Regions from separate parts of the Homo sapiens genome. Here regions 1 and 3 are each linked to region 2. Evidence: chromatin contacts called from ENCODE Hi-C or POLR2A ChIA-PET data. All regions are on one chromosome and are shown on one strand. Each heading gives the region's core, a stretch centred on a gene start or an enhancer-like site at or near the end of the contact. The rest is flanking DNA. Distances are from core to core; before and after follow the strand shown.

Region 1 (3,271 bases), core at 437-2,936, 160 kb before region 2:
AAGGTACAGGTAGAATAAGCTGACAGCTTATTATAGCTATCTATATGACCTCAAGTAAAACAAAATTGCCCAAACATGCCCTCAAGTCACCTGAACCATTTCAGGTTTCTTTAAAAAAAAAAAAAAAAAAAAAGGCTTTTGATTACCTTTTTTTTTCTTCTTCTTTTGCAAAGATTTCTTAAGAGCTTTAGAGCCAAAATGAGTGTCTCTGCATCTTTGCTTACTTGCTAAAGTATGCAGTGTCTTAAAGTTTTCTTTTTCTTTTTCTTTTTAAAAAAATTTTTTTTGAGACAAAGTCTCTGTCACCCAGGCTGGAGTGCAGTGGTGTGATCATAGCTCACTGCAGCCTCAACCTCCTGGGCTCAAAATAATCCTCCCACCTCAGCCTCTTGGGTAGCTGGGACCACAGACACACAGCATCCTGCCCAGCTAATTTTTTAGTTTTTTTGTAGAGACAGAGTTTCACCATGTTGCTCAGGCTTGTCCCGAACTCCTGGGCTCAAGCGATCCACCCGCGTCGGCCTCCGAAAGTGCTGGGTTTGTAGGCCTGAGCCACTATGCCTGGTTTAATAAACAGTTTTCTTCCTGTGTTGCTTTTGTTAAGAAAAATGAGACACACACCCCTTTCCTTTCTTCTAATGATGAGGCAGAGAACAGAATATTTTCCACTTGACGTTCTCCCCCTTTCTTCTCAAACCAGTTTGGCATTTTTCCACTTTCCACCTTCAGGTTCAAAGCGTGTCTGGGTGATGAGAACCAGGACACAGCTGGAACTCCGGCCATGGCGGGAGCTCACGCCTACCCTGTAGGCATAACATTCTAGGTTTCCCTTTTTTTCAGCAATAATACCTGGGTATAGTGGGAAAGAAGCTGGAATCAATCCTGGCTCCAGCACTTACCAGCCACAACCTTGGACACAGACCTCTATGACTCTATTTTCTCCTCTGTAAAGTGGGTTCAGATGAACCACTGAGACCAGTTGTTGACTGTCTCAGGTTGCAAGGGACAGAGATCAATGCTGGTCCCCACAGGCCGGGGAGCACAATTGTAGGGATAAACTAGAAGTAAAGCAACACTGGAAATCAGTTTGGCATCAAGACAATCAGATCTTCAGGAGAACTGGAGTGTTGTTCAGGATCCCACAGCAGCAGGTGTGCCTTCAGAAGCAGTGCCCACGCTGTGCCCCACGGAGTGACTGTGCCCAAGGCGTGACTCAGTTTCCCAGGGACCCTGCAGCGTCTGCAGCTGCTCCTTGTGCCCCTGCGGCTCTGTCTTCACGCGCCTTCGCCCTGCCTCGTGGCTTCTGCTTACTCACAAGTTTCCCCACTGCCCTTCTCCTGGCTGTCCCTCAGCCGCAGAAGTCCCCTCCATGTGTCTCTCCTCCTGCCAGCTCCCACAGGGCTGCCTCAGACAGAAGAGGCTCCCAGGCCTGGTCAGGGGTGGGGTCACAGGTACGCAGCGGGGTCACTGCGTTCAGGAAACTGCCAGGGGCTGGTGTTCTCGGAGAGGAGCCGCAGCTGGGCAGCCACTCAGCACACATCCTGTCCAGTTACGGGCCCTTTGTATAGATGAGGAAATGGCCCCCTTGGAAGATTCAGTATTGACGAGCCGCAGAGCAGCCATCACATCACACTGTGCTCTGGTGTCTCCAACCCCGTCACACTCCTCTGCTTCCTGTTTCTGTTCACCCACGCAGGATGCCGAGGGAAGCGGGGCTTCTCCTGCCTCTACCTGCCTTCAGCCCCTGTTCTGACATGACCTGAGTGCCACCCATCAAAAGACCCGTCCACCCCAAAACATCCCCAACCCACATCCCACTGCTAGTCCCTGATGAATTAGACAGTGAAGGCCTGATCTCCCCGAGACCCCAGTGAGCCCGCCATTGGCATGACGGTCAGATGAGTCCTGGGACAGTGGGAGGGCAGGCGCCAGGCTCAGGAAACGGAGGAGCAGCAGGAGAGGTGCTCCCATGTGGCACAGTTCAGAGGCGGGAGCCTGGGGTGCCAGTGAGAAACAAGGCAAGGTCTCCACTTTAACCTCTCACCTAGGACTCCCAGTGTGCAGCTGATCAGGTTTTTGGGCCCTGAACTGGAACATACCATTTTTAGACAGTGAGATAAAGATTCAAAATCAGGACTGCCCTGGAAAATCCAAGACCTATTGTGGTGTTCAGGTTGGGTGTTGTGTGGTTGGGTCAAACTTCATTTGAGAGCTTCAGTCAACCACAGGTGGCTGGGGCCCAGGAAGGAGGCGGCTCTTGCAAACAGATAAGGGCCACACTGGTGAGAGGCGCTCTCCCCAGAGCAGTAGGCCCCAACTGCTCACAGTTCCTGTGGTAAACTCGGTTCACTTGTGAAGATCAGGAGAGACAGGACCCATTACCTCCTCCTTGTGAAGATCAGGAGAGACAGGACCCATTACCTCCTCCTTGTGAAGATCAGGAGAGACAGGACCCATTACCTCCTCCTTGTGAAGATCAGGAGAGACAGGACCCATTACCTCCTCGTGAAGATCAGGAGAGACAGGACCCATTACCTCCTCCTTGTGAAGATCAGGAGAGACAGGTCCCATTACCTCCTTGTGAAGATCAGGAGAGACAGGACCCATTACCTCCTCCTTGTGAAGATCAAGAGAGACAGGACCCATTACCTCCTCCTTGTGAAGATCAGGAGAGACAGGACCCATTACCTCCTCCTTGTGAAGATCAGGAGAGACAGGACCCATTACCTCCTCCTTGTGAAGATCAGGAGAGACAGGACCCATTACCTCCTCCTTGTGAAGATCAGGAGAGACAGGACCCATTACCTCCTCCTTGTGAAGATCAGGAGAGACAGGACCCATTACCTCCTCGTGAAGATCAGGAGAGACAGGACCCATTACCTCCTCCTTGTGAAGATCAGGAGAGACAGGTCCCATTACCTCCTTGTGAAGATCAGGAGAGACAGGACCCATTACCTCCTCCTTGTGAAGATCAAGAGAGACAGGACCCATTACCTCCTCCTTGTGAAGATCAGGAGAGACAGGACCCATTACCTCCTCCTTGTGAAGATCAGGAGAGACAGGACCCATTACCTCCTCCTTGTGAAGATCAGGAGAGACAGGACCTATTACCTCCTCCTTGTGAAGATCAGGAGAGACAGGACCCATTACCTCCTCCTTCTCTCCACCACGCATCTTCCTCCTGTGTCCCCTCAGCCACTGAAGGTTTCAATGTGCCCTGATTTGTCCTCTCTTCCCAGTTGTCTGTATACAAAGTGCCCAGCTATTCCTC
Region 2 (3,320 bases), core at 205-2,704:
GGCAAGAGAGTTTGAGACATGTCACAGAGAAAGGGAAGGGCCGGTCACCAAACAATGCTGGGCATGGCGGGGGCAGAAGGGTGGCACTAAGGAGAATGTGATGCAGTTGCTGGTGGCGTCTGCACGTCGGGGCTTCTTGGGACTCTGGCTCCCGCCGACATGTGCTCAGTGGCTCTGGGGCATGCTCTGAGATTTGTGACTTGTCCTGGAGAGTCAACACTGTCTTCCTGACATTGGGACCAGGGGCCTGGGGAGTGCAGGTGAGAGCCCGCCCCTAGCACCTAGGAGCTCTGGGTGGCTTTCGCCTGCCACCTGTTGGCTCCCTGGGCTGGCCTGTCTCAAAGGAGCACTTCCTCCACCTGATCTTGAGTCCCCTCCTCCCCCAGCGTCCTGTGAGTGGGCGAGCAGGTCTCTGCTTCCCTGCATGGCTTGGAGCTTCGACTTTGTCTCGGGCAGGCAGGGGAGTGTGGGGAGGGGCTGAGCCTCACCTTCCTGTGGGCATCCCGCCCCACCATCCAGCTGGCACCCCCTGTGGACATCTCCCCCCAGCCTCTTTCCTCTCCTGGGCAGTGAGTGACTGCCCGCTTTGAGCCACGGGGGCCCTTTTTGGAGAAAGGCCATGTGAAAAGGGATTTCACATTGAGGTCTGCTTCCTGTTTAAGGGGGTGCTGAGAGCTCTTTGCAGAAGTGCAGCCACCCACCATGCGGTCCCCTACAGCGCCCTCAGGAGTCCCTCCCACAGCCTGGCTGCCCCTTTTCTACACAGTACACACATGGATGCACACGCAGCCCCTGCCTCAATGCCCCCGTCACCACTGACCTGGCTCTGCATGTGAGGGGTGTGCTCTGTGCGTGTCCTGCATGGGTGCACCTGTGTGTGTGCAGTGGTGCACAGGAGTCCGCGTTTATGTGCATGTGTGTGCATGAGCACATGTGTGTGTATGTGCGCACATGGTTGTGTGTGCATGCAAGGGCCCAACCCAAAGCTACTGACTTCCCCCTCCAGCCCTCATCACCTCCTGGAAGGTCCTAACCAGCCAGGCCTAAGTTCACACCCAAAGGATTTGTTTTTTTCTTCCCTTTTCTTTCCGTGCAAATTTCAATTAATACAGTGGTTTCTAAAGCCTGTCATTTTTAAGAGGCTGTAGTTTTTGTTTAGTCTGTTCTGGGTCCCAAACCAGCAACTTGGAGAAGTTGGTGGGCAGTGTTGGAACAAGGCCTGGGAGACAGATGCAGGAAGAGTGGAGGGCCAGGTGGAGGGCAGGCGGGCGGGGCCTCTGTGGGCAGCTCCCGCCCACACAGGGCAAAGGGGAGAAAACTTCCCCATCCTGCAACTGACACTGCTGATTTCTGCCTCCTCAAGGGCTGTGGGCAGCCTCTGAGCCTGTTGTGTAGGGAGACTGGGGCTCTAAAAGGAGAGCAGAGGAGCGGGGGTGGGATGACTCACCCCACCTCTGCTCTGGAGAAGGTAGAAGCGCAGAGCTGTGTGCTGGGGGAGGTGGCGTGTCCCGGCAGCTCAGGGCCAGCGATTCAGCCCCCGGCTGCTCAAGTGCTCTGCTGTCCCTGCCCCTGTTACCTTCCCCAGTGTCTAGGTGGTCCCCGCCAGTTCAGCTGGAGCTGCTCGTGTGGAGGCCAGGGCCGTGAGGCAGTTGAGTTGGAAGCATTTTCTCAGGCTTTTTGGACTGGGGGCTCACCTATGAGGAGGCCTGGTGTCGATGGGGTGGGGTGCACCAGGCATGTCTCTGGGATGAGCAGAGGCTGAGGGAGCCCCCTGCCTTTCCCCCACAATACGGCCTTCTCCATCCACACTGGGACCCCTTCCAAGGCCACTTTCTGACCTGAACTTTGTGCTCCAGAAGATTTCACCTCTTTGGAAAGAGCCAGAGACACTTATGGGCAGGCTCAGCCTTCAGGCTGCCTGAGAGCAGCAGAGATGGGGACTTGAGGACAGACCACTTCTCCCACCAGGACAGGTTCTGGCTTTGGAAGCCCTCGCTTTATGGAAGGGCCGAGGCAGCCAAGGGGATCTAGTGGGGCCCTGAGTAGACCCTGCCCCCAGTCCCCTCTCTTAGCTCCACCGTAGCAGCAGGATCAGGACCAGCCACCCCCGACACCCCCTGCTGCCCTGCCTCCGTCTTCCTTCTTCTGCTGGTTCCTGTGGGGGTCTCCCGAGGAGGAGCTCCTTGGGCTTTGTGAGGCCAGCCGATGGGCTTGGAGTGAAAGTGAAGGCAGTCCGATTCAGTGAGGCTGCACCTTTTCTCCTGGATCAAGAGCCAACCCCAGGCTGGGTGGTGGTGCACACCTGTAATCCCAGCACTTTGGGAGGCCAAGGTGGGAGGATCACTTGAGGCTAGAAGTTTGAGACCAGCCGGGGCAACATAGCGAGACTCCCTTATCTACTAAAAAAATTGTCTAAAAAAAAAAGAAAAGAAAAATTAGAGCCAGCCCCAGCTGGAACAGAGTCTGCCGTCCCCTCGGAAAGACGTGCCTTGACTCAGGGCACTGAGCTGACTGCAGCTGTTGGGCAACACACGCCCCAAACCTTCATCCACCAGGCAGGAAAGGAGCTGCTGGTGAGCCCTGCCCCAGGCCTCGGCCCTCATGTCGCCTTCCCTCCCACGTAGGACCTACCTGGAGGAGGAGCTCACGAAGGCCCGGAAGAAGCCCAGCCTGCGGAAGGACATGTACCAGAAGATGATCGAGGTGGACCCCGAGGCCCCCACCGAGGAGGAAAAAGCACAGCGGGCTGTGACCAAGCCACGGTACATGCAGTGGCGGGAGACCATCAGCTCCACGGCCACCCTGGGGTTCAGGATCGAGGGAATCAAGGTGAGGCCGGCGAGTGAGGGCAGCCTCGGGCCCCACCCGTGCCCACCTCAGGGGGCTTGGCTTCTCTCAGCGCCCTTTGGAAGCTGTAAGCTTCTCCAGGCACAGGCTCAGAATGTGGGTGGCCCGCCCCAAGGCCAGACATTTGGAGACATCAGCCTATTCCTCAGGCGGGATGGCTGTGTAGGGGGCTCAGGCCTCAGAGCAGAGTGGCTTCTAGCCCTGCCCAGCTGTCAGCCCTCTGCCGAGGACTCTCCATTTAGCCCAGACGGTGCCTGGCACCGAAAGCCAGGCGAGAGGCACCTGCGGGATGCCTGTGGGGTAGCTGGTTCATTCTGCCATGGCTGCAAACTGGGACTGGCAGACAATTCGGGGAAGGGAGGAGCATGCTGACCGCCTTTGATGTTGGAGCCAGGGTCTCTGAGAAACTGCATTCTCTCTGCTTTGCTCTTCGATCTTTTTTTGGAAATTTTAAAATATTTATTGGAACAGAA
Region 3 (3,417 bases), core at 421-2,920, 200 kb after region 2:
TTTATCAACTGAAAAAAATCCTGAGATTTATACATTTAGAAAAGGAGCCTTTATTTCTTATAATAGGGGTCACAACCTGTAGACTGGCCATCCCACAGGCTGGGAACTGTAGCCTCCAGCAGACCCTGAAAGTAGGCACTTCAAGAGGGGAGGGTGAAATAGGGATTTATGTTGAATGGGTTGGCCAAGTATATATATTCAACAGATGATAGGAGGAGCTATGAATATTCATGAAGGTGGTTCATGAACACCTGCATACTGAATAAAAATGCATGTTACATATGACCCATGTTCATTTAGAGGCAGAGACTTAACACGTAAATGTATTACAGTTGGGCCCTATATATCAAAAGGTGAAGCAGAGATATGGGGGCACTCAAGTGCACAAGCTCTGTAAACCAGCTAGAACCAGCTCATGGTCAGTGGTCTCTTATCAAGAGAAAGTCACAGCCATCAGTTTCTTGTCCAGTCAAAGCTGTAGTTGTGGCTGGAGGAAGAGGGTCAGTCAGCATCTGGCGGGGAGCTATGATTATTTTCATCTTGCTTATCTTGAGGCCATTGCTTGTTCAGCTGCTAGAAAAAAAGAAAAACCTTATGACAGAACATAGCTTATTCTTGAGAGCTTGTTTGGAGGTTCTAGCAGGGGAGCATGGCTACTCATACATCCTTGACCAAAGCTGGGTCCTCCTCCATCGGGGATGGTCATCCTCTTTGAGTGCGCAGCTTTGGGAGGGACGTACTTGGAGAGAGAGGGAGGAAGGGGATACCCACCTAGCCAGCCGGATCAGCCGAATCAACCCTGATGATCCATGGGGTGACAGGTGTCGCAGCCAGATCACCCTCACATCTGAGAACATAGTTTATTCTTTAATAAACTGTGCACGCTTAACCCTTACCTGGCATGGCCTTAGGTCCTATGTATAATTTGGTATCTTATTGCCAAAAAGAGCCTCTTCTGTCTGTCTTGTAATCTCTATTTTATCATTAATGCTGGTCAGTTGTTGCGTCTAAACCGCAAAAGGGAGGGGGTGTAATGAGGCTTGTCTGACCTCCTGTCCTGTCACAGCTGGGCACTGTTTTTAAGGTTTATCTGGGATCCCCTTGGCCAAAATGGGGTCTGTTCATTTGGTTGAGGGCCTTAGGATTTTATTTTCTACTTGCACTTTTTTCCTGTGAACATTCTCCTTCTCACTGAGGCTGAACTGGGGCTGCCATCTTGCACCAGCCCTGAAGATGAAGTGTGTGCCCAGAGGAGGCTGGGGGAGAGGCTGACAGAGAAAGAGATCCAGAGGCCTGTGTGGTGTCCATCCTGTCGTCCACCTCCCCTCAGGACTTGAGTATGCAGGTGAAGGAAATCAAAATATTAATACTTTACCCCAAAACAGATTTCTTTGACATATTCTGAAGTGGCCTGTAAGGTTGTCTTTTGCGGGAGAAATTTGCACCTGTAGATCTGTAGAGACTCTGCATTAATGCAGCCAGCCCTTCCCTTGTCTGGAAAGATTAACTGAGATTCTGACACCTGCAGGTCTGAAAAGAAGCATCCGCCATCTGCTCTTTCTGAGGGTTGCTCCCCGTGAGGTTTCATCTACACAACAGGACTGCCTTTGCTAGCCAAGCCACTTCCTTTCTTCCTCCCACAACCTGTGTTGCCACTGAAACCTGTCTGGGGCCATGCTCTGAGCCCACATTCTCTCTGCAACCTCAAGGTGGTGCATAAGCTTCTGCACCCCACTAGGGGATTGGGTCTTCATTCTGAAGCTTCCTGTGTATACATGTTAAACAAATTCATATGTCTTCTCTCCTATTAGTCAATCTGCCTCATGTCAGTGATTTAGGGGGCCAAGCACCTTGACTGCCTCACAGGACAATAGCTGTCTTTATCGTTTAAGTGAGCAGAGCTGTATTTTTCATTGCTTGCAGCCACGGGCAACCTAACTGAAGCACTACCTCATTTGAGGAACATTTGAAGAGACAGGCATGTTGGTTTGGTATCCTAAGACGGAACACAACAAGCTTATCTTCTTTAATAAAGTTATTTGACTAGACTCTGAACCAAAATAGGTGGAACAAGGTCCCTCAAAACCAAATAAATCTCTAGTTAGCTAACTCACTTCAGTCCTTCCCATCCATAAAGCCTCTCCAACCACAAGAGAAAGGAGAAAGAGAGAAAAGGTGAGCTAATAAGACTGGTGCTTTGAATGTGGCTTTTGGTGTGAGTTTAAAAAAAAAAGAAAAGAAAAAGGTAATAAAATAAGACTGGTGCTGGGAAGAGCTTAAGAGTTTTGCACAGAATGGCTTGGCCATTGGGATTAGATTGTCCCTCCAGTAAATGTGCTGGTGAGACGGGGACAGGCATTGGGTTGAAGAGAGGGGGCAAGAATTACATTCTTCTAAAAAACTGGCCAAAGCCAGCTCCAGAGGCACCCAGAACCTCATCTCTCCCTCCCTCCTGGATTCCTGCCTCATCTTTCCCAGATAAGACTCTTTAACTTTCTCTGAAGAACAAAGTCATAAGGTGCGAATATTCCCTGAAATACCTTTGAAATACTTGCATAAATAAAACAGAGGAGGCCTGGACAGTGGCTCACAACTGTAATCCCAGCACATTTGGGAGGCCAAGGCGGGAGGATCTCTTGAGCCCAGGAGGTCGAGTCTGTAATGAGCTGTGATTGAGCCACTGCGCTCCAGCCTGGGTGACAGAGGAAGACCCTATCTCAAAAAAAATTAAAAAAATAAAACGGGGAAAGACAGGGAAAAGCAAAGCTGACTCAACAGTGTGTGTAAGCCAATTATAGAAAGAAACTTTGATCTCATTTCTTAAATGCATTGAATGAAACACTTTCCGTGACATTCGGCCAGATGTCTTCTGCTAAAGAAGCAGAAAGGCTGGAGAAGAGAAGACACAGACAGAGAACACATGGAAAGGAAGGCAACTTGCTGTGTGACCCCAGGGCAGAACTAACACCTAGAAAACCTCCCAAGTTTTCCTCTCCTTGCCTTTGTCCCCCAGATCGCCACCCAGAACTCTGACTGGGAAAAGCGGTTTCTTTGTGATTGATGCTCAGCAGGCAAAGTCATTGACTCACATAGTGATACATAGGTAATAAAAATAGATTCCAGAGCAAGTCTGATGCCAGCTCCCAGCCTATGACTTCCTGGCATCAAAAGAAAGAAATTTAGTTGAGCAAGGAGGTTCTTAGAGTGAGAGAGTGACTGAGTGCAGTGACTCATGCCTGTAATCCCAACACTTTGGGAAGTCGAGGTCAGGAGTTTGAGACCATCCTGGGCAGCATAATGAGACACCCTTCTCTACAAAAAAAAAAAAAAAAAAAAATTAAAAATAAAGAGTAAGTGAGAAAGTAAGTGTGTTTATTCTTCAGTTGGGAGAGGCATTTTACCAAAGATGAGGGCAGT

What was found. A loop is a pair of places that touch in the nucleus more often than their neighbours do. ChIA-PET counts read pairs that join two places held with the same protein, here RNA polymerase II (POLR2A). Pooled maps may share reads with other maps.
Region 1: a pooled map shows a loop between it and region 2 (2.8-fold over the local background). The contact joins two enhancer-like sites. A Hi-C loop is called at or near these places in 1 of 37 single-sample maps with no recorded cell type and 6 of 50 pooled maps. POLR2A ChIA-PET finds 5 or more read pairs at or near these places in 7 of 52 experiments (CD4-positive, alpha-beta T cell, CD4-positive, alpha-beta memory T cell, CD8-positive, alpha-beta T cell and 3 more).
Region 3: a loop to region 2 is called in a pooled map, with 2.5 times the contacts of the local background. The contact joins two enhancer-like sites. A Hi-C loop is called at or near these places in 4 of 50 pooled maps. POLR2A ChIA-PET finds 5 or more read pairs at or near these places in 2 of 52 experiments (SK-N-SH and T-cell).

Annotation. Positions count from the first base shown.
Region 1 is chr1:226,797,491-226,800,761 of GRCh38, reverse strand. No RefSeq gene overlaps it. Among named protein-coding and RNA genes, the nearest start is that of ITPKB, 60 kb to the right of the region's middle. RefSeq lists an enhancer at 1,405-1,454. Within about 2 kb of position 1,686, at least 11 of the 41 ENCODE cell types and tissues checked have a DNase peak (open chromatin) inside an H3K27ac peak, as active enhancers do; they include CD4-positive, alpha-beta T cell and CD8-positive, alpha-beta T cell, where a contact is called at or near this core.
Region 2 is chr1:226,641,430-226,644,749 of GRCh38, reverse strand. ITPKB (inositol-trisphosphate 3-kinase B) reads left to right here. Exons shown (of 8, transcript NM_002221.4): 5 at 2,625-2,829. Among named protein-coding and RNA genes, the nearest start is that of ITPKB-IT1, 32 kb to the left of the region's middle. RefSeq lists silencers at 62-284, 1,288-1,582 and enhancers at 1-302, 413-512, 1,123-1,202, 1,313-1,372, 1,637-2,304. Within about 2 kb of position 1,454, at least 18 of the 41 ENCODE cell types and tissues checked have a DNase peak (open chromatin) inside an H3K27ac peak, as active enhancers do; they include CD4-positive, alpha-beta T cell and CD8-positive, alpha-beta T cell, where a contact is called at or near this core.
Region 3 is chr1:226,443,369-226,446,785 of GRCh38, reverse strand. It overlaps the pseudogene RN7SKP165. Among named protein-coding and RNA genes, the nearest start is that of PARP1, 37 kb to the right of the region's middle. Within about 2 kb of position 1,670, at least 3 of the 41 ENCODE cell types and tissues checked have a DNase peak (open chromatin) inside an H3K27ac peak, as active enhancers do.